Regions from separate parts of the Mus musculus genome. Here regions 1 and 2 are each linked to region 3. The links are chromatin loops, found by intact Hi-C in ENCODE. Cell type or tissue: heart. All regions are shown on one strand.

Evidence for each region. Peaks named below come from ENCODE experiments on the same cell type or tissue, not always from the same donor. Only the 100,000 strongest peaks of a DNase experiment are listed, where the experiment ranks them.
Region 1: it touches region 3 in a loop (5-fold over the local background); 2 of 42 quality-filtered maps call a loop at or near these places.
Region 2: it touches region 3 in a loop (9-fold over the local background); 5 of 42 quality-filtered maps call a loop at or near these places.

What each region holds. Positions count from the first base shown.
Region 1 is chr6:14,836,071-14,844,070 of GRCm38, forward strand. No RefSeq gene overlaps it. Among named protein-coding and RNA genes, the nearest start is that of Gm36300, 18 kb to the left of the region's middle. In heart, a CTCF peak has its summit at 3,021 (motif pointing right); no DNase peak of the experiment used is centred here.
Region 2 is chr6:14,897,294-14,905,293 of GRCm38, forward strand. Foxp2 (forkhead box P2) reads left to right here and starts at 4,056. Exons shown (of 19, transcript NM_053242.4): 1 at 4,056-4,468. In heart, no CTCF peak of the experiment used is centred here; DNase peaks (open chromatin) are centred at 1,188, 2,808, 3,528 and 4,378; H3K4me3 peaks cover 5,971 bases; H3K27ac peaks cover 4,342 bases; H3K27me3 peaks cover 511 bases.
Region 3 is chr6:15,786,133-15,794,132 of GRCm38, forward strand. The region is part of intron 4 of Mdfic (MyoD family inhibitor domain containing); the gene reads left to right. Among named protein-coding and RNA genes, the nearest start is that of Mdfic, 69 kb to the left of the region's middle. In heart, CTCF peaks have their summits at 4,183 (motif pointing left) and 7,715; DNase peaks (open chromatin) are centred at 4,189 and 6,699; H3K4me3 peaks cover 415 bases; H3K27ac peaks cover 262 bases.

The DNA of each region.
Region 1 (8,000 bases), 950 kb before region 3:
TGCTCATTGATCCTACTGATTTTACAAAGTTTCTAAATCAATTTGACCCACCAGGCATCTTTCCTTGTGTTTCTTTACCAAACTATGAGGCATGAGGCACAGACATCTGTGATATTGAAGCCAATGGTTTGCTCATCAACCCTTACTGGTCCAGCAGATGACATAATCAACTTAGGAGTCCATCAGATGCCAATGTTTGTATAGGGAAGAAGAACAAGAAGACACCAAGGATGTCACCCTTAAAGCCAATCAATGTCTGGAAAACCAGAGGGTTAAGAAGAAACAAGCAATTAGCAACTGGAAGACTCCGAGAGGAGCCCCTCACTCAGGCCTCAGGACAATAGCGGACACCCAAGAACTCACGACAGACCGAGCTTGTTGCAAACTACATGAGGCTTTATTCGGGGAAAGCCAGAGCTCTGGGGACGACTCATATCCCACGCAGGGGTAGAGGAGTCGACCTTGAGGGGAAAGAGTTCCCAGTTTTTATAGGCCCTCAGGGGAGAAAGGAGAAGGGGGAGATTAGGGGATTTCCAGATCTAAACAATATCTATTCTAAAATGATTAATTCTTCAAGAAATGGGTATGGGAGGGAAACAAGGAAAAAATCTAATGAAGGTGCAGCAATGGGCACACACCTGGTCAGAACATTGGCAGACACACAGGTTCGAGGAGTGGCCAAAGCATTGTGCACCTTTATTTTTCTAAATCAGTGAAGCCAGTTCTACTAACAATAAAATCTATTTTACCAATTTCAGGGCTTCTATGACCTTTTACATTCTGCCAGGATCTTTCACAACTACAGACCAAGTTCAAGTCAGAAACCACGGGTATGATCAAGTGAATCATCTAAGTCTCACTTGGTAGGACTATGATCTACCCTTACAGTTGCGTTTGAAGTGCCTTACCCCAGGGCAACCCATAAGTAATTTGTGAACTGATACCAACATGTCTTATCTTTAGCAATGGCGTTTCCATACTTCTTCCTACAGTGTTTATAACATATCCTTAGAGAAAGTAGATGTCTTTATTCTACAGAAAAAGATTTCTAAATAAATTACAGATACTCGAAAAAAGGATTTAAACAGCAAAGACAAAAGCACAGAAGTAATTTTAATGGCAACCCCAGAGTGCTGGTTCAAACATGACTGCAAATCACAAGACCAAAGGGCACTTCTCATCTAAAATTTACTCCAAGATCCAACACTGAGGAAAACACATATCTATATTTGTTTAATTAGATGTCTGAGATGTGCTAAAGCAGTGTGTTTAGCAGATATCCATAAAGTGTGCATAAAATTAAAAGTCAATTGACTGAAGTAGCAATGAGATGTGTTGTATTTTAGAGCAGCGATGCTCTCACAACCCAGGCACTAATGTCTATAAAAAAAATACTGTTCTGTGACAGACAACTCATGTCTAGTTCCTAAGACACCTTCTTCTTATCCTTAGAAGATTAGCTCATTCTCTTTCTTGAATTGTGTCAGAGTGAGGTTGTTGGCTGGCAGGTTTTACCCAAAATAGGGTGGAGTCAAGGGTTCCATCTGGCTTTGGACAGTAGAACAGATCTTAGTGTAGGGCTGTTCCCTTCCATGTTTCCCTTCCTCTTTGCTGCCTTTTTTTTGAAGTATAACTGAGACATATGTGTTTCCTTGCCTAAATAAAGTTTTCACTCTTTCCTCCTGAGGTCTGGCCACTCTGCCACAATCCCTGCACAGCAGAAATTTTTGGAAGCAGAACCAACCCCCTAACCACCACACCTCCCCCCCCCACACCGTACTGTGCTGTAAAGGAGCTCTTCTGCACTACTCAATATAGACAAGAGAAAGTCTCCTTCCTGATTTATTTCTTTCAGACATGGGTTTCTACCACATAATCCTAACACACACACACAGACACACACACACACACACACACAACTGAAACACCTTAATGAAGCAGCAAGACAGGATTTTAGATATTTGTGTAAAGTGTAAGGAAATGGATAATACTGAAGAAGAATTGAAAGTTATATCAAAACAATATCAAATTAAGAAAAAAGAAAAAAAAATCCTGCTCTCAGAGAATAGAGCACAAACTCAAGTCTTAAGATTCCTCCTTTCTACCATATTCTACACACCCAGTCACTCACCATGTGTGCTCTCTGGGTCAGCCCACACCCATAATAGATTGGTTGCTCATCACCTGAAGACACACTCCACTAAATACAGGGATTGGCCACTGTGAGATTGGCCACTGTGAGTATACTGCTTGTAAAAGTGGCCAGTGGATCAGATTCCAAAGAGAAGGAGAATACAAGCAGGAAGGAACAAGAAGGAGAGAAGAAAGGGAGATAGGGGTGAGGGGAGGGAGGGGAATGAGGAAAGGGAGGGAGGAGAGGGAGGGAGGGAATCAGGGAAGGAGGGAGGGAGAGGAGGGTGCTAAAGTGGGAGGGAAGGGGGACAGAATGAGGGGAAAAGCAAGAGGGCAGAGAAAGAAGAGGGAGAAAAGAGGGGGAAGATACCATAATACTTCCCAGATGGCAAGACACTAAATTTGGAATGTCCATTATTTTTAAATTCTGAAACAAACATACTTTGGAATTGTCACAAAAGAAACAAAATGTCTGTGTTATGATGCTTATGTTACTTTCATGTTGCCATCACAAAGACACTGATAAAGTCTTCATTATACTGATAATGCAGTTAATAATTGTTATGAGGTGACATCTCATTTCTAAGATTTTGAAGTATTCATTTAGCCTCGATTTCAGAAACCAGGCAATTAAGAAAGAAAATAAAAACCGCATAGGATGCTACCCTGTCAACCTCTAATCGATGCTTTTAGTTCTAAAGCATTGTAATGAGAAAGGAGAGCCATATCATCACTGTGGACGAAAGAAGACAATCCTGTCAACATATGCACGTGTGTGATGGATTTTGTCCTAATTTTCATCTCTTTTACTTGATATATCAGTTACTTTCTAATTATATTCCTTTAATTTTCCAAAGGCAGGGAAAAAGCAAACTAATTTTAAAATAGGTGCACCACTAGGTGGCACCAAATAGCCATAATTCATAAGTCCTTTCAAAAAAATTCATATTTCAAGCTAACAGTTATAAGCCCTTTTTTACAAAAAGCATTTGTAAAAATGAATCCAAACATTTTTATTTTAGTATTCAGTAATAAAGAATTCAAATGTCTTGTAGATAAACAAAGAATATTCTTTTTTGGCTGAATTGAAATGTCCTTGTGTGGTCTGTTAATAACACCAGGGTAACATTCCTTGTTGAATGTAACAATACAACTTTCTTCTCCCCAACTAAACTGTCACAATCATAGTAGATAATTTTTCTTGATTTTATGTAGAAAGAGTTAAGCTGGACCTTTGTAGAGATGTTGCTTTTGTATTCTAAGGTCTGGTTTTACTGTATAGGGAATCTATCCTAAGAGAATGTCTCTTTAACTTAATAGTGATGTTCTCAGTCCAAAGTTTCATTTGGATTATGGTGTAGGTGCTGTGTGAGAGCTTCGACTCACTCCCTACACTTGTAAATCACCCTCCAAAATACAAGACTTATTACACTACTTCAAGTTTTGTCACCTCCAGGTTTGACTACTGCCATGTTCTCTACCTTGGTTGACAGAGAAAGAACCCCAGAATATTCATTCACTAAAGAATCTGACAGCTCGTCTGTTTAGCAATGCCAGCCACACAGAGTACATTATACAGAGGCTCGGTGCACAGCTCTGACTTTCAACGATCACTCTAGATATTCATTTTAATTTATAACACTTGCTACTGCCAAGGACTTTTATGTAAGTTACTCCAGGCCTCCATCCTTTATTATGGAAATTAAGGTATACCACCAGATAGTTCTCGGGGTCAAAAATAAACTCAGAAGTTTGGGGTCCTTCATGCGATGATCAATCTCATTTCTGGTTTGAAAAACAAAAACTAATTGTGTACAAGACATAATTTCCTTTAAAATATGGATCCTCATTTTAGATTTTGGGAGCAGTATGTATATGTGTAGAAGGAGATGGAGTCTAGCAGAATGACATGCCAGTCCATCTTGCCTGTTGACCGAACAATATTTTCATAACAGAAAATATAATAAAAGTACTTGAATATAACAGGCTTGGTAAGATCCAGCTTCAGTGTCATTATCTTTCAGGAATCATGTGTTAAATATTGACTAAAATTAAAATTTTGTATTTCAGGAAACTGTATAAAACTATGGTGTTCTCATATGGATAGAACTATCAGCCAAAAGTATTGATAGGCCAGCTTTTCATGACCAGTAGACAATATCTTTTAAGTCATTGTTCTAGTGGGATATGAAATGAAGACACAAACAGGCAAGAGTCCAGATGTCCCTGGGTGCAAAGCAACTCTACAGCCTTGGAAAGTAAACTTGCCATGAATAAATGCAGATAAAGGGAGCTGGGCTTCCTTAACCTAACAGATACATATCATGTATCTACTGATGGCAATTTTCTCTGTCGGTACTGGGAATAGAAGAAAGCAAGCAGCTTGCAATATGCTGTGCTGGATTAGAACTTTTTCAGTGATGTGCCTTTCAAATGTCTTCTATTTCCTGAAAAAAAAAAAAAAAAAGGTAGGGATCTTGCTTTTCCTTGTCAGCAACCAGCGTGTTTGGGGTGATCTAGTATGATTTTCTCCTTCCAGGCATTAATTAAAACTCTAAGTTTATCAATAAAAACATAACTAAATATAACTTGGAAAGCTATAGGCAAGAAGTGAAATTATCTATTACATATTTCTCAATTTTAATTATAGAAAACTTTCCTTTAATCAGAAGTAGTGACAGTAAACAACCGGCTTAACAGTTGTGCAGATAATCTTTACCAAGGCTATAATTTTAAAATTGAAAATCAAATTATGAATTTAAATGTCTATTCTATACAGAAAAAAACAATGGGCATTTTAGTGATTTTCATAAATAAAAAGTAGCTTAAGTCATTGTATATTGAGAAATTTATTGATCTACTCTGGTCACTCTCATTCTTACTTACACATTTATTGAAACTAGTTGTTTTATCTTTTGGTTAAATACAGGTTTGTGACCTATACCCAGATATACCTCTCACCCAATGCCATTCCTGTGGCAGTGGCTCACTGTCCTGGAGCATGCCCTGCGGAGCACGGTCCCTGGGGGTTCCTGATCAAAAGGTGATGCCCCTTATGCTCCGGTTTGCTTCAGATCCTAGATGCTTAAAAAGTCTTCTCAAAACAGCTGATCCCATAGAACAAAGCAATTGGTTCTATTGCAAAGTAAATGGTCTCATTGTTAAGCTTCCTTTTACTGTCACATTTTACCTACATGAAAACAAACTGTCTGATGCCAAAATGACAAAATTGATGTGTATTTGAAGGAGACACCGTGATCCATAATTTAAATATCTACATTTCATAAAACCAGTACCTATGTATTACTGCTAATCTACTACAAACAATATGAACTTCTGATTTAAAGTATAGCATGTATAATATGCCTCGGTACTTTTCTTAAAAGTCTCAGGGTGTGCAAGGGGCAGCAGGGATTATGCAAAGTGAATAAGTTAAAAAAAAAAAGCCTCAGGACTTTATACCTTTGTTTTTCTATTCTCACCAACACAGTGCTGACACTATATATTTCCCCAGCTTACAAACAGTAATATTTATTGACTTTTATGTTTTTCTGTTTTATTTGATGAAAAATATGTTGTTTTAATCTCTATATTTCTGAATAGTGGAGAAAATATCTATGTTTATTAGTGTCAAGGACTTAATAGATGTCCCACAGTGTCAGGTTTTGAGCTCTGCAGGGTTCTGGGAAGTGGGAAATTTCTGAGGTGAAGAGAACATGAGGTGGAATACACTCCTGTAGAATAAATACTCTTAAAGAGAGACAATAAACGGCTTTCTTGCATTGTGCTTCCCACATGAAGACACCATGAGAAGCAAACCTTACTCAGACTGGCATCCTGACTCTGGACTTCCAACCTTCAGGACTCTGAGAATAAGTTCCTATTGTTTACAATAGCCTATGATTATGTCTCCTCCTTACCATACTAGGTCCATCTAGTGTTCTTCCTATGTATAGTTGTTTAGAGCTGTCCACTTAGGTTTAGATAGCCTGTCAAGGATTTTTTCTTAAAAAGGACTAATTTGCTCACTTAGCAGCCATAATTGCCTATAGCTCTTCATCTCTGGATAGGGCCTTGTGAGTTTTCCCCAAACCCAGTACATGTTAACTGGTATTAAAATGGCACACATCTTGGTTAGATGACCATATCGTTAAGATTTCATAGATACAGCTTGCTGTCATCTATATAATAATATCTTGTTGGCCTAGTTGGCCATCATTGGGAGGAGAGGCCCCTGGTCTTGCAAAGATTATATGCCCCAATACAGGGGAATACCAGGGCCAGAAAGCAAGAGTGGGTGGGTTGGGGAGCAGGTGGGGGAAGGGTATAAGGGACTTTCAGGATAGCATTTGAACTGTAAATGAAGAAAATGTCTAATAAAAAATTGTTTAAAAAAAAAAAGAAATATTATCTTGTGGCAGAAGATAACATGATCATGTGGCTCTTAACAATTTTCTTTTGAATCTCAGGTAATGTCCCCTAAGCATCAAGTGTAGGGGTTGAACTAGTTCATCAATGGGAGATGAATATCCCATGGTGAGATGGGCTTCTGCATTTTGACCACTTGTGGATTTCTGTAATGTTCTCTAATTTGACTTAGGGCATGTTGTAACAGGCTTTAAATATTTACTCTGGATGACAGTCTTTTGTTAGGGAGACTATTTGCAAGTGGCACGCGGGCGTGTATGGGAGCACATAAGCGTATATATGTATTTACCAGTGTATCTGTAACGCTAAAAGACTGTATCAGGGTCTTTCCCCAGCATGAAATTAACAGACTTGGCTAGGCTGTCAGGCCAGTGAAACTCAGGAGTCTGCCTCTCTCTGCTTCTTCTCTACTGTGACTATGAGCATGTCCCGCATGCCCTGCTCTTTTACACAATCTCTAGTGATAAAAGTCAGGACCTTATGCTTTCCAGACAACGCATTTCTTAACTGAACCATAGTCCTAGAACATTTTCACTCTTTTTATTACAACTTTTGATGAAGTTTTTAACCAAATGCTTCATTGAAATTTAAATTTTTTCTTTTGAATGTATGTATTATCATGTTTAAGGTATACAGTAATTTATATCAGTGATTGCTTTTTAAGTCATATTTTTGTGATCTTTGATCCACATTGAGTTAATTTTATACAATATTAGGTTAGAAATCTTAATTAAAAATTTGTGTGTTATCCCATAATCCTTTGACCTGTTGTTTATTTCACTGCATATTCTTGACAACTTTGCTAAAACCAACTGTGAATGAATGATTTACTTTTGAAATATTGATTTATTTCATTGATTTATTTGTCTTTGCTTATGGAGGATCATATTATATTAATCAGATAAATTTGTAGTGAATTTAAACATTATAAGTGTACTACTAACTTCACATGAATTGGTTTTTTTTTACATTGTTTTAGAAATAGACCAGCTTCAATATAGATACATTATAATATTTTGTATGCAACTTTTTTGTTCTTTCTGTAAATTTATGCTTGTTTCTTCCACAAATCAATATATAATATGAATATTGAATGGTGTTTTGGATCCATCATAAACTAGAAAATACTAGATTAATTAACAGTATTTTTCTTTATCATATAGAATTGTGATATAGTTATTTTAAATCACCAAACCAGTTACAGTTCCAAGATTCAATAAATGGAAGATATGACCAAAAATTACAGCCCAAATGTGATTTTTTTGTCAAAATATAGATTATTCTTTTGTTTTCTGATGATCTAATTGTTTTACTGAATGTTGGATATTTGCAATTTCTGAGCTTTGTTAGTAGATTTCCAGCATATGAACAAGTGATAAAAGCTAAGGATTATTTTTGCAGGCTTGTGATGATACATACGTTAAACCTGATAACTATTT
Region 2 (8,000 bases), 890 kb before region 3:
GTTCCCACAACTATAACACATAAAAACAGGCCCTTTGGACACTTGTCTTTTTGCCTGTGTGAAAGAAAATATTTTCTCTTGTCTTTAAACTTTATTTGTTGTCAATAGCTTCTGGATTAATAGCATAACCTTGAAGATGGTATATCTAAAGAGAAAAACGTGATTCTGGATTGTTCATCTCTTGATTTCGAACTAAGTAGTCATTTAACTTTTAGGTTGTCACAATTACACCAATAAAACAGCGGGGAAGAAGAAAAAAAAAGAAGAAGAAGAAAAGTGGCTCATGTTTAACTCAAAGTTTGGAGAGAATAAAAGCCCAAGCCTGTGAATGACTATATTTTTATAACAACTTAAGATCAAGCGACTCACTCAGAAATAAAGGTCTATATTAAACCACCACTTCTAAAACATTATTCGCATATACTGTTTTCTTCACTTGGTCCCATTTGGTGTGGTTTATTTCGTGCAAAATTCTCTGACAGATACCACTTCAAACGAATTTATCTTTCTTTAGCACCCTAATAGAGCAGTCTTTCAGATTTTGTTGATTTGCGGTTTCGTCATAAAATAAACGTCATATCAAACAAATTTTCCTGATAGAGGTTCAAGATCCAAGTGGTGAAAACGCTTATTCACCTAGTAACCCTGATCAACTTTTCCTTGGAAGCATGTTGAATGACTTTCGCAGATTCACGTGTGGCTAGGGGCTCCTTGGCGACTTCAGGGTCATAATTTGACTTACCCTCTTTCCAAGGCATCCAGCCTTTGGTTGAAAGACTGTGGTGATCTAGAGAGCTGATGGGTGACTGGTGCAAAAAGAGAACTATTCGTTGCCGTTTGCCCTTTTGGCATTTCCCTAGGCTGCGGAAACCCGGTTTTCCTATTATGATACTGCAACTTTTTTTTTTTTTTTTTTTTTGGAGTCTGCTCGCGCGCTAAATCCCGGCCGGCTCCAGCAGCCAGCTCAGGAGAACAAAGCCTGCAGTGTTCAGGGCCACATCGCGGGGCGGGGGTGGTGGGCGAGTTCAAGGAATTGCAAATAAATATATTTTATGACCACCCATCAACAAACTACGTGCCACCGTGGCAGCCCCTGGTAGCCGGGCTGGGATTGCAGAGGGGCCGAGGGTGAAGGAGCTGTGAGAGAGGCGACTTGAGCAGCGGAGCTAGGGGCGAGCCCGGGGCCTGAACTTTCACCTCTCGAACCCGGGCCCAGCCCATTGGCTGTGGTTGAAGGTCCCAGGAGGGCAGCAATTCCGAGCAAGACCTGCTTTTTCCACTCTCTGTGTGTCCTTCCATCGGGAATGGCTAGTGGCCTAGGGCACTGCTGCAGGCAAGCTAAATACTGTGGGGCGCAGAAAAGCAGGGGAGCATGGGGTCTGCTGTGTCAGATTCCTGCGAGAATCTTGGGAAGAGTGAGCAGGCCGCTCATGCTGGGTTGCACGGCCTTCTGTATCCTCTGGAAACTCTAACTGCTTGCTTTGGAGACTCCTAGGATAGGAACGTCAAATATCCTCAAAACGTGTCTTTATGGATGGAAGAGTAAAAGACACCTCCCCCTACCCCCACGTCCATCTCTCATCCCTGAGAAAGAAATATTTTTCTTCTCTTTAGGAATTCAAACCTAATTTAGGAGGGTCCAGACTCCTCTGTAGTCATTCTTCTCTACTTTCTCAGTACACCTGGCGAGAAGGAGACTTAACTGGGGTGGGTGTATATTCGGGGAGGGAGGAATAATGGCAAAGAGGCTCTGGAAACCTTTAGATTATTCGGTTACCTTTATACACCAGGCCCAGGGAAATCCACCGCCTTTGGGTTTTCAAGGTTTCCCACGTGAGTTGTCTACTCTTCTCTTTTTCTAAAGCATTTCAAATTAACTCAGAGTATATTTTATTTAGGTTTGCTGGTGAAGCACAGCCGCCTAACCCCCCACCTTTCAGAAGCGGGGTGGGGTGGGGTGGAGGCAGCTTTTGGATCCTTTCTTAATACTAGCGAGAGCTGTTTCCTTTCTTAAAAAGATTCGGACTCTGCAGACTCCTGAGTCTTCATTTCTCAAAAGACCACTTGAAAGAGTGCGGATATCATTTGCGAGCAGAGCACTCAGGACGACCAGAGTTTTAAAGGTTCACAGAAAGCTCCCCAATTCAAAGCCAAATCTCACCCCAATTCCTCGCGCTCCGGGCTAAGGCGGACTTGCCGCGACCAGCCCTGTGGCTTATTGACAAAAGTTGGTTTCTCTAGCAAACCTGGCGGTGTGTTTACAGATGTGGGTGCCAGGGTCGCCGCTTCCTCCCTATAGAGAACTGCAGGTTCTGAAGTGTGTGTGTGTGTGTGTGTGTGTGTGTGTGTGTGTGTGTGTGTGTGTGTGTGTGTGAGAGAGAGAGAGAGAGAGAGAGAGAGGGGGGGGAGGGAGGGAGGGGTCCTTCTCTCTGCCCTTTAGAGAAAGGGCCAGTTGGTGTTTGAGGAAGGGAAAAACTAAAAAGGCACGTGTTGATGCTGATCTTTGGCCACCCCATCCCACCATCCCCTCTTGTACTGAATAAAGCTGTGTGAAAGTTCGCAGCTATTTCTCTCCGGAGAATAGCTAGAAGGCAGCCTAGCCCAACTCCGTGTCCCCCCCAACCCCCATCCCCGGCTTCTTGGCTATAGCTATTTAGTGGAAAGTTTCTGCGCCGGTGGAATCGCTGCGTGACAGATTCAGCAGCTAGGCTGCAAGCTCCCGCGGCGGCGCGTATTGAACGCCGACGGCTAAGGGTTAGGGGGCCAGTGGCCCGGGAGGGGCTGGCGGGAGAACCGCAGGAAGGAACTTCCTTCCCAAGCTAGGGTGGAGAGGGGCATCTTAGAAACACCCTCCCAGATTCAAGTCACAAGACCCTTCAGGGCCCGCCTTGATCTCCTCCGGCCCTTTCTCTGTCATCTCTTTCTTGGTCCTGCTCAGACCAGCCAGCTAGGTCGCACCACGCACAGTGGAGGAGGGACCTGGTGGCAGAAACCGAGCCGGAGCATCCCCCAACACCGGGGACACAGCTTTGAAGTGCACTGCGAGCGGGTTCTGGCAATTTCTACTTTTCTTTCATTCCTGTTATTTTTTTCTCCCTAGTCATTGATCCAGTCAGTCCCCAAAGCCTCATACTTTAAAAACAAAATTACACCTTGGTGGTGCCATCTCTTTTTCCAAGTCCCGCTTCGGTGACCTGGGCTGCGCGACTACATGGAAGCCCTAGCAGTACTGGCCCCAAGTGAGACAGGAGCCACGACAACCAAGAGTGAGAAAGGTTCTGCCTCTCCATCCAGGCCGCAGAGGCGCACACACAGGAGAGAAAGGCCAATCAGCGTGGCTGTGTTGGCGCGGGCTCCCTCTGTGACACTCTGTGCTTTAACTACCTGCCACCAAAGGCTTCGGATCCCTTCTAGGTTTTCTGCACTTCACGTGGAATCCCCTGTTTCATTTGCCAGCAGCTCCGTCTGCTGAGAGGACGTACTTTGGGGACTGCCAAGAAGCAGCAGACACAACTCGGCTGTGCCAATACAGCATACGGTTTTGTTCTCGCCTCCCTCCCCACCCCCATCCCCGACTCGCCGTCTGGGGCGGCAGGAGGAGGCGGAGCTGGAGGTGGGGAGAAGGGTGGGGGTGGGGGAAACGGGGCAGAACAAACAAGTTCTCTAGCAAGTTGTTTACATAGCAGGTGGACCTGACGTCATCCAGGAGGCTCCACCGCAAAGCCCAGCAACATTCTGGCCCGCGATTTCTCCCATCTCTGGAAAAAGTTGGGGGGGGGGCATGAAGAGATTGATGGAGTTCAAACCACTTTAAAAAAATCATCATCATAATCATCATCAACAACAACAACAACCCCAACTTAGCAAAGTAAGACAAAACAAGTGCCCCAACAGTACTTAAGAGTGTTCTAGGAGGTCCCTTCCCCCTGCCCGCCCCTCATAGGAGAAGCTGCTCTGCTCTCAGTGTGTGCATAGTTTGCATCGCCAACAACTCGCGCGCGCGCCCGGGTGCGCGCGCCCGCCGGTGCACGCACACATACACTCACATACGCACACACACACACACACATACAAGCGCGCGCGCACACACATACACACAGACACACACACACACCAACACACACATACATACAGAGATCCGGGTTGTGGGGGGAGCTGCCAGCGCGAGACAGCGCGAGCCTCCGAGAAAGCGCGAGACACGCCGGCGCGTGCAGCTCCCCGGCCGCAGCTTCGTCCCGGCCGGAGCCCGGCGCCACCAGCAGTTCATCCGTCAGTGCCCGCCCAGGGCATTTATGCCGCGGCCGCGACTTCCCGCCGCAGCTTCCTCGGGTCCCCCCTCCCCTGGTGTCCCCGAACTCGCGGCCGCGGCTGCCGGGACTCGAGCGTGGGTGTGTTGTTCCGGGGCTTCTGCCTGGGTGCACAGCGGGTGCCACCTCCTGGGACGCTGCCCTCGGGGTCCCCGATCGCGGTAAGTTTCTTCGCCCTCACTCAGACGCTCTGCACTCCGCACCCCACCCTGTCCCAAGCACAGCCACGCGCGGCCAGACTGCGACTTTGCTCCACGCTGATCCGGTCGCGCAGCAAAGTTTCGCCCCAGAGCCTGCTGCTCCGCGCTGCGGGGCCAGGGTGACATGTGTCAGATTTCCACATAGGGCAGGGGTCGCATTTGCGTCGAGACCCAACATCGCCACTTGTTGTTTCTTTGCATTTTGCTGTGTGATGGGGAAAGGGGTGTGCAGGAAAATGAGATTTCTCTGTGGGCTCCGGGATGAATTATTTATTTATTTATTCATTTATTTATTTATTTTCGTTTTGAATATGCAGATTGTTGTATCGTCCAGAGATGCTGGAGGAAGAAATGTGTCGAAACACCAGATGCGTTTGTTTACTCTTATAAAAAAATGTTTGTTGTCTTTCCCTCTTCCCTCCCACTCCCTCTAGGGAAGAGAGACAGCAGTAGAAACATGTGGTGGTTAGAAGCGCACACTTTATTGATGAGACTGCTGACCTTTATTTACTAAAGCGGGCAAGTGCGCGTTTCTTGGGTCTTCAGCACTTCTGCTTTCATCTCAGAAGTACTTATCCAGGAACCAGAGAGGCATCAAGGGGACACTTCTTTTCTCTCTAGTTAAGAAACTCCTGGCCCCTAGTGACTCCTGAGATAACCATGCATTTCTCGGGCCACTCCTGATCACTCTCTTCCACTTGTCTGCTAGCCAGCAAGGCCTGCGGCTTCCCAATGGATCCGTCCTGGTTTTACTTTCCTTCCACTTTGGGAAGTGCTCCTTGTTCTGTGTGTGGGTGTCACAGCTTGCAGCCCCTGGGAGAGGGCATGTGGGAGGGGCACAGACACCTTGGTGAGAAAGGGTTTCTCCCTAGCCTTTTTTTTTCTTTCTCCTTCCTTCCTTCTCTCCTTCCTTCCTTCCTTCCTTCCTTCCTTCCTTCCTTTTTTCTTCCTTCCTTCTCTCCTTTCTTCCTTCCTTCCTTCCTCTCTTCCTTCCTTTTTTCTTATCTCTCTCTCTCTTTCTTTCTTTCTTTCTTTCTTTCTTTCTTTCTTTCTTTCTTTCTTTCTTTCAAACCCATGAGTCTTAAGTGGCTGGGATCAGTGCTGCGAGTGAGGGAAGATCAACTCCAGCCTCCACTACATGCTCTTGGAGAGGCATTTGTGACTGTAGGTGCTGGCTAGACTCTCCAGGTGATCACAGGCACTGTAGGTGCACCTCTCCCTACCCTCAGGCCAGAAGTGCCCTGAATCTCCATCTTAACGAGGGCCCGCACCCAACTAGTGCTTGGACAGGAAAAAAAGTTGCCTTCCTAACTTTAGTCCCTAAAAACTCATAGGTAAGTGTCCCGGGACCTGGAAAGCAAAGGGCCATGCTTTTATTATTAGAAAAAACATTCAAGACACAGATGTGTGAAGGCTTTCGGTCCTTTGAAAGTGAAATCATTTTGCATTTGCATTTTGCGCAGGGTAGAGTCCAGAGGCCAAACTGTCCAGGACTTGGGGGGGGGGGGCGGTCCTCACAATCGGGATTCCCCCCAAGGGAACTAGACCCATCTGTGTATTTGTTTATTCAGCTCTTTAACCAACAGATTTAAACCACTAAGTGGACAGCTGCTAGCTGCAAGATTTGAATCCCTCCCCCACCTTTCTTCTCACCACATGTTGAAATCCACTCAGCTCCTTGATCTCTGGGCTCATTCCTAGACTGCTCCTTGCTTCCAGGTGGACAGGTCTTGGGATGTGAGGTGCATGAAGTAGCCTGGGTGAGTTCTACTCAGGGGCTTAGGGGAGGAATTAAGTGTGTGAAAGACTCCCGGTACTGTATGAGGTATGCATCTTTGCAGTCACAGATTCAAGAAGCCCTTAAAATACTCCCAACATACCCACGAGGAACATGGAAGTAGACTTACTTAGTTGCAGGTAAGCCCCAAGGGAGGAGGTGATTCCCTGGTGTCAAGTAGCAGAACTGGACATTTTCCAACTGGAAGTATTTGCAGAGATTTACTTTGGAAAACAAGTTTGACTGGAAGGCACATCTTTGCATGGTGTCCTAGCTCCCAAGAGTTTGGCTTAGGCAGCAGTGGAGAGAAGACTGAGAAACCAGTGCCTGCATTTGAGGTAGAAACTGAAGGGGAGATGGGCTTTCAGATAGCTGCATCCCAAAGTCGCAGTGTGACATACCTCGGGCAATGTTTAATGCTGTGAAGAGCCCTGTTTATCTTTTCTGTCACTATGAATTATGACTAAGGATATTCTCAGTGTGCTGGAATTTTTAAATGTAGTGTTTGTTTAATGCTGTTAAACACAATTTACAGTTTTGATTTATTTGTATCTCCATTAATAGAGTGAATATAGTTATAGGCACTGGGATCGTTGGGGCCATAATATTTTATGTCTGCATTAGAGTTTTACTTCTTTTTCCTCCTTCCTTTCTTTCTTGCATCCCTCATTCCATCCCTCTATTCCTTCAGTTAATCAGGTTCAGAAGTTTGTTCAGCTCAACACTTCCTTAAAACAGTCCTGGGCATAATTGTTACCCAAAATTAAGTGAAAGAATTCTTAACTGTAATCAAGTTGCTGGCTTTTAAGGAGAAGAGAAGCCTGAAGGTAGCTCTGTCTGGGTTAGTGGCTGAAGACACACAGTCGAAAAGGATAGATAGACCTGAAGTTCATTTTCAGATATCCAAAAGTAGAATGTATTACAGAATGATTTTTGACATTCAGTTTAAATATGAATACAACAAATTCATTTTATACATAGATGGTTAAAATGTAGCCTTTGTCTATTGCAACAAATCAAGTAATTAAAAGGAAATTGTGCAAGGATATAATAACTATATACAGTTTATCAGTCTTTCAACAAAGCCTTATGTTTTTGGATACTGTTACAGAATTTTTGTGTGAAAGGACTCTTAGCTTATGTGGGAGATGGATGTACTGGAGACTCCAACACTGGAGTTTCCTTTCTTTGTACTTAGGACAGTGCGGTGATTGACTTTGAAAAAACCCTGTAATTTTCTAGGAATCTTAAATACGAAGGAGCTCATCATGTGAGGAAAGTAAAGAGGTGAACAGACAAGCGTTGGGATAGGCACACACAATTTGATAACCAGAGGTTACATTCTCTTTAAGTTTCAAACAAACAAAACAAATCTTCCTGGATGGTTATGAGGTTTTATGTTGTGGAAGGCATATTTACACATGGAAAAATAACCAGCTGGTTTGATTCACATTCTTAGAGAATATAACAATCTAAAGAACTGAGATAAACAAATTTCCCAGGTATTTTGATTGCAGAAGAGGATGGGAAGTATACGGAACTTAATTACATAAAGAGGATAATATTTGTTATCTTTTAGTAGTTACAGTCAGCTCTGTTCAACACACTTGTCTCTTTCAATGTTGACAACCTCACTTTGAATTGGCTATTAGTTATATTTACAGAAAGTTGAATAAAGTAAACAGACATGTAATGTCCACTTTTCTAAATGATATA
Region 3 (8,000 bases):
AGATGAGTTCCTACTTCGAAATATGTGTATGTGTGTGCCTGGAAGTATGTGTCTTCTGAGTGTTTGCATGTGAACATGTGTGTGCATATGATAGTATGTGTCGTGTTATGTGTGTATGCATGGATATGAATTGTGTGTGTGTGTGTGTGCATGGGAGTATGTGTGTTTGTGTTCATGCATATGAACATGTGTATTGTGTATGCATGCATGTGAACATGTGTGTGCATGCATATATGTGTTCATGCATGTGAGTGTGTGTTTAAGATATTTTCTTAGTTGCTCATTCTTTTACATTTCTCATTATTGTTCCATAGGCAGATAGATTTCGTACCTTTGTGGCCTCTGTTTTGTCTGTTTTTAGTCATTCTCTATGTCTTGGCTATTCACCTACATCCCCATCATATCCCTGGAATTTCCCTGGCCAGAGTACCTGACATACCAACATACCTCTTCAAACATTTTTTTCCTCCTTCTTTTCCTTTTATTGTACCTCTCTTTTCCTGTTTTTCTTTCTTTCTTTCTTTCTTTCTTTCTTTCTTTCTTTCTTTCTTTCTTTCTTTCTCTCTCTCTCTCTCTCTCTCTCTCTCTCTCTCTCTCTCTCTCTTTCTTTCTTTCTTTCTTTCTTTTTTTTCTTATTAACTGCTCTTGTGTGAGTTTTACTTGGGAAACTTATACAAATTTCTGCTCATTCCAGACAGAGCACCATGACAGATCAAATAACTAATTGCATTCAAGTTACCTTGATTAATAGTGATTTTCACTGAGGATGCTTACAGGACCCTCACTGAAGATTATGGGCAATTTATATGTGGTGACATATAGGAAGAACCATCCTCCCAAATATTAACTGTTTATGGTCCCACAAGAGCAACTTCATACGCCTCCTCTCCACAAGGGAATGTTAGTGGGCCCTACCTTGCGAGGGTTTTATGTGGATAATTGCAGCTGTTGTGAATTCAAGATGTGAGTAGCCATGGCAGAGTTAAAGGACAGTATTCCACAGCAACTCTCCAGATCAGACAGCTCAGCTCCTTTCTTGTCACCCGGTATATTTTCCCTGGGAAACTGCACAATGTCATTCACTATGAAAGCTGCAGTACCTTCCACTCCCTGCAGATCTGCCTGCTCCCCAGGCTTCAGGCCAGCATCTGCTCCTTTTGAATACCCGCATTTGAGTATCTTCAGGATTAACATGTCTCATATCGATGACATGTCATACTGAAAATCAATTTTATAGCAAATCTAGATTTCTCCATTGGTAAATGGCTCCAGAGGCCAGGAAGTGACACTCGACTCTTCTCTTTTTATTTCTTCCTCAACCAGTGTCATGTCAACTTATATCACTCTAATGCCTCATATCTCTTTAAAGTCACCTGTTTGACCCCACTGATCCTGTGATTGTGACTGTGTGTCCTCTGTGACTCCTTGTCTCTGACATGGAAAATTGAAGGATTTCTTCTTGATTAATCTAGCTCCAACAAAATTGAGTCATCATATTATTTAAAGGAAAAAAAAAAACCTACCCCACATCCTTGCTGTATTCCTTTGCTGGGTGGAACATTTCCCTACTTTTGTCTCAATTAGCATGTCCTTCTTTAAGATGTAGTTCATAGACCCTTCTGACTTCCCCATCAACCCTTTGTGCACTGCTGTCGTCCTTCACAGCTCCACCCTGCAAATCTGAATCGACAGGGACTCCTCTCTTCATTTCACTTTGAAGGATAACCGTACCAGCTATATTTTACAGTTCTGTGTTTAATTAAGAGGTATTTGTAAACTCTTACTAGCAGGGCCTGGGAAATAGGAAGCAAGGTGGTGTGTAGGTGTGTAGGTGTGTAGGTGGCAGCCAGCTTTACCAGCACCCCCTAGCACTATGGCTCTAGCTGAACATTGACAGTTGTCACACTCTAGTGGCACTATGCTCTTCTTAAAATCATGTTCTTGGGGTTTGTCTATGTCCTTAGACCAGTGTCTGTCTATTAAGCCAGTGCTCAGTAAGTTTTTGTTGAATTTAACCATCAAAGCCTTGTCCCTGGGTTCCTCTGCTGAGAAAAAAATGGTGAGAGTATTTTGTCCCTGTGGTTACTTTTCACATTTCCTACTATCTTGCCAATTTCAAAAGTCTTCTCTGACTGATACTACCTGCCTTGTGTGTCCTGTGGTCAAAGAATGTAGTGTTTGTGTTGATAATTGCCCAACATTTTTACAAAGCCCCCATCCTCTGCTTGAAGGCTCTGGTACTTTAAGGCTCATGCACATTAAGGCTATCCAGTCCTCAGGCTTATCCAAATTTTATTCTGCTTTTATTCAGCCTTAGTTAGTTTTCCATTGTACTTTATTTCAGTAAGGATGGAGACAAACATTAGCTGGTAAGAGTCTGGGGACATTGACCAGTGCTTGCTGTCCATGCAACTTGAGTTTGGTCCACTAGCACCCATGTCAAAGCTGAGTTTGGTGATGTAACGGGGCATTAGGGGGTTCAGCAGTGCTGTCACCAGCCAGACAAGTTCCAGCCTGCCCTCTGAGCTCCAAGTTCATAGAGAGATTCTGTATTGAGGGGATGAAGGGGAGAGTGATTTAACAAGACACTTGATGTCTCCTTCTGGCTTCAGTGTGCATCATGGGTACCCACAGCCACTCATTTGTGTATACACAGAGAGAGAGAGCGAGAAAGAGAGAGAGAGAGAGACAGAGACAGACAGACACACACAGGCACATATGCACACACACTGACACACAAACAGACATATGCAGGCACATATGCACACACACAAACACACACACAGGTATGAACGCACATAAGTGAACATGTATATTGGGAACTTGTTGGAGACACAGCTCAAAGGTTTAAAACACTTCCAGAGTACTTGCACTTAGTTCTCATCGGCCACAGCAGGAGACACTCATCCACCTGTAAACCTAGCTCTGCGAGACCTGGCACTATGGACTTGTGGAGTACCTGCACACCGTGGCAGAGTCTCTTTCTCTGTCTCTGTCTTTGTCTCTGTCTCTATTTCTCTGTCTCTCTCTGTCTCTGTCTGTGTTTGTGTCTGTGTTTCTCATAAATAAAAATAAAATCTTTTTTTAAAAAAGAAATGAATATTACAATAAATATAAAAATGGCTCTAAAAGGTCAAGAGAAGACCCCTAGCTAGATTTAAAAATCTATTCTTCTGGATAACAGGTTCCATGGTGATGGAGTCTTAGTGCTTAAAAAGAGCTCAGCAGTTATTAACCCTCTGCTGTATGCCTACCAACACAGAGACAAATGACTTGCTTAAGATTTCTTAATCCATTAGTGAGAGAGCCAGACTGGAAAAGCCAGTCTAAGCTTCCTAGCATCACAGTCCTCCTAAATAATGTGACATTTCCCAACTGTGACACTTGGGGAGGACAGGAGGATGATTCCTCTCTGCAGTCCTTTTGTCTGTGTGCCCCCAAGTAGGGTTTCCCCTGTTGTGCTTGTTCAAACAAACACAAACAGCCTTTGCCACCTGGAAACTTACAGCCTAGCCTTTTGTAGTGTGAATGGCAGTGGTAAGTAATGAGCTGTGACTGAGAGAAGGCTCAGCTGGGGGGTGGCAGGGATGAAGTGCGGAGGGAACTGTGAAGCGGCTCAGGGAGAGGGTTTTTATTTTTATCTCCTCTCCCACAATTTAAAGTAGTCGACACGCCTACAGAACGTCTTGTTTAGCAGGCCAGAAACCACGGCTGTCACATTTAGGACACTCGCCAACCCGTCCTTAGGTTGTTTTGCCTTCAGAATTGTTGGGGGACTAAATTCAAGTGGCGATACGTATACCTTGTAATTTTAGTGTCATGCTGTCTTGCTCATCTGAAGCTTGCGATGATGCCTTTGAAAAACATCACATTACATGAATGGATGAGACAGGCTGAGAAAGGGTGATGTGGAAAGACTAACAACCATCCTTTAGTCACAAATTAATTCCATAAATAATAGGATTTACCTCCTGTGCACAGCTTTGAATTGTGCTTTGGTGTCTTGTCCCGGGGTAGCTGCTCACTCTGCCTGTCTCTTCATCTTGCCCGGTATGTGTGTGTTAGACTGCTGTGACTCTTTGCTTGGGGCCTGTCCCTTCTGTCAAGGCTAAGGAACACATCCTGGGCCTTCCCTAGACCAGACATCTCCTGCCTGTAGGACGTAGTGCCCCCTGCTGGACAAGCTGTCCTGCCTCTGCAGGAGAGGACCCTGCTGCAGTGACAGCTTTGTTTGGGACTTTTATGTAATTTGGATGGCAGACGCACCCTTTGTATACCTGCCAAGCCCTGGCAAGTCAAGTGTCCAGAGAACTGTGCGTGATCCCTGTCCTGTGAAATTCTTAGCCTGACTCATGCCTTCTCTTGCCATGTTTTTACTTCTATCTGCCAGGGGATTTTGGATATAGGCAACCTGGCCAACTCCATGAGTGTCTGTAATAGACTACTCTCACTGACTGGCCAGTATATTAGTTTACTTATCATCATCATCGTCGTCATCGTCATCATCATCATCATCACTTCATAGAGTATAGTGGGCACATCATTGTGAGCCTTTTGCCGTTTAAAAAACCGAGTTCTTTTGAAATATGCCCTGCACAATTCTTAAACCAAAGACATAAGTAACAAGAGGCGAGCCAAAATTTTAGCTGTGAAATAAATGTAGCTTGGAAAATAAAATTGGGGAAAATGTTAAATTCGGCATCTGGAAAGAAGTTTTCCATCATTTTTATTCAAATACTTATTTTCATTAAAACTAGAGGACTTTTTCACATTTGTTTTGTCCTGACTATAAGAGGCATTATTACCAAAGTATGCAGACTGCTTACAAACAAAACAATGCTTTCTTAATAAATGCTATATTTATTTACTTACGGGGCAGTGTGTGTGTGTGTGTGTGTGTGTGTGTGTGTGTGTGTGTGTTGCACTTGTGAAGTGCAAAACTTATCAGAGTCAGTTCTCTCTTACCACATGGGTCCTGGGAATCAAACTTAGGTCACCTACCTTGGTGGCAAGTACCTTTACCTTCTGAGCTTTATAGAAATTCTTCAAAATGCTTTTTGTGACTAAGTAAAGTATTATAGAATTTATTATTCAAAGCTATACTCAACCTTACATTACATATTTTACCAATGATCAACTTAAAAATAGCACCAAATACATTTTTTAAAAAACATGTAATATTACCTTTTTTTTTCTCCCAGCTTTCTTGCTTCTGAAGAAAACAGATAATCATTGCACTATGGAAAACTAGACTATTATTTTGAAAGCTTCTGCTATAGCCAGACACAGATTACTTGTTTTGGGCTGGGTTTCTGTTTCATTCTTCTGCACTGTCTGTCTCTTAGAATTAGTTACGTTTGGTGCTTCGTCCTCTTTTGTATCTGAGCAGTTTTTCCCAAGCCTTCCTGAATTTGAGGAGAATAGTCGCTATCGCTATACTACAGAGCCTGGCTGGACATAGGAGGAGAGTTATAGTCCTCCTGGAACCATATTTTGATGCTATCATTCCCCCACCCCATCGGGCACTACTACCACAACTCCCACCACCCCCACAATCAACACACCACTATCATCACAGCCATCACACGGCTAGTACTTAGCAAGTGTCATCTGTTAATTCCATATTCGTTTAGTGTTCATCACGTCTCCGGGGACAGTGGCATTCTATCAGATTTGCCATCTTAAATATCTTGCTATAATTTGCATCATCACTGATATTTTAGCCACTCTCAAGTCAGATATCGAATTAACTTTACATGTAAAATATTCTAGGCAAGTGCCTGTGAGGCAGAAACATGACTCAAGGCCCAAAGGTGGGGTGCCTCTGAGCCTGGTGACCTTAGTTTAACTCCCAGAACCCACATGCTAAAAGGAGAGAAAGATCCCAGTAAGCTGCCCTCTGACCTCAGTGCACACTGTGCCAAAATGAGAGAGAGAGAGAGAGAGAGAGAGAGAGAGAGAGAGAGAGAGAGAGAGAGAGCTCACCTTTACTCAAATGCACATCATATACTGTACTCAATAAATAGAAAATGAAAATGTAGTGATTTATAGAGACTATCTAACACTTGAAATGCCATTGCCTCTTCAGATTTCTGTGTTAAACTTCTGTGAAACAATAGTTCCTCTGATATAAACATTGCCTTCCTAGACTGTAAAAAGTTCCTTCAAACAGAGTTCTTGGACTAGTGCTGTAGTTGAGACCAAGTTCTGGATCAAATCTAGCAGTTTGGAATACTGAATGCATTAGCTGTGTACAATGCTGGCAACAGAATAAAGAGGGGGTGGGGGGAACGACAGGTCAGGCTATCTGTCTTTGCCGTACAGTAACCTTTCCATTGGACCATGTGGGTTCCAGGGCTTGGGTATGGGGCAGGGAAGCTACTGAGGTGTCCCTTCGTGGGTGCAGGAGGTCAGGGTGTTTCTTTTTCTAATACTCTTCTGAATTTGTAAAGGAGAAAGATGATAATGAAGACGATTGTTCATTTCCCCAAAGTCAGCTCTGCATGGAAAATATAACTCTTCTCAAACTTTCTTTTGAAAAACCTCCTGACCTAGCTCTCTTTCCCCTCCATTAGGAAAATGTTGCCTCTGTTTTCTAGCCATGGCCCAGAGCCTTAGGGACCGCCATGTGCCAGAGGCTCTGTGTAGGCGGTGACCTCTGGGCCTGTTTCTCAGACAGGTGGTCAGTCAACGGCTGGGGGCCAGGAGTGCTGCACAGCCCCTGTCTTGAGTCAGGCATTTGCCTGCAGCTGAGCTACTGTGCAGAATTCATAAATATGCCTCACCCACGCACACTACATGCACTTGAAAAGCAGAACTCCTGGGGAGATACTTGTGTCAGGCCCTACCAGCTGGATTTTTGCAAAGGGTAGACACATTCAGTCATTGTAGCTTCGACTCCGAATAAGTCAAACGTACCTCTGGCCTGCTTTTCCATTCTCTATTAAGAAACAACAAAGGCAGGGATGAAGTTTCTGGGGTCAGTGATGTAATATCAGAAATGCACTCCCCTGTCAGGCCCTGCCCCAGTGCAGTGTACACCACCCCTCAGCAGAGAGATGTGTGAGTAACTCTGGGCACTCTTTACCCTGATGGTAAAACTGATCTCAAAGCAGTGTTCTCAAACACTAATGGTGTATCCCTCTGCAAGTTCTGACCCAGCATTGCTTCCCTGGGTTCGTCAAGTGCTAATGGATCTTTTTGCTTCTCACTCTCTCGTTTACATACTCGTTACCCAGAAAGGAAAATAGTGTTCAAGCACTTTAAGTCATAGGAAACATTACTCCAGATTAGTCAAGATAAGAGGCACACACATCATTCTTCACTCAAAAAATGGGTTGTGGGCAATTCTGAGAATTCTCTGCTCTCTGCCTGTTCTTGTATTCTACTTCCTGTATCGCATATCTTTGTTCCAAGAAATTAAGAGTACCTGTCGTACTGCATCTCATGAGGAAGAAATGAAAGGAAGAAAGAAAAAGACTTGTCTATCATAGACTTGAGTGTATCATTCAAATTGTCTCTTGATGGCACTTGATGAAGTCTTGGCTCGATCAAACTGCCTCGCTGATGTCGATATTTCCTAGTAAGTTTGGCAACATACTGGTCTGCGATACTTTCATTATAAACTGGCTGTTCTCCCGGACAAAACCTTCAGTTTCATTTTCAACAAAACAGAGTTCCTGAGATCAGTCACAGACAATTCCCCCAGTGGCTAAGGGGTTATTTCTCCTTTGGGTTGTTACTTTCAGCATGGGTTGGGGCTGCAAGCCCCTCAGATGGGCTGCAGCTCAGGCTTACCAGTGTCGACCTTGGCTTGGGACTGTGACAGCAATAATTCCTAAGAGAATGTTTTTCTTTGATTTGATGATGCTTTTAAAGTCAAACGTCCTGCTAATGATTTATTTTGATGTGTTCTTCTAAGCTCTTTCCTGCTGCCCTGTTCCTTTGTTTTTCCTAAAGTTACAGTAGCTGTTGGTCTTGAGCTGAGTCCTCCTCTCAGT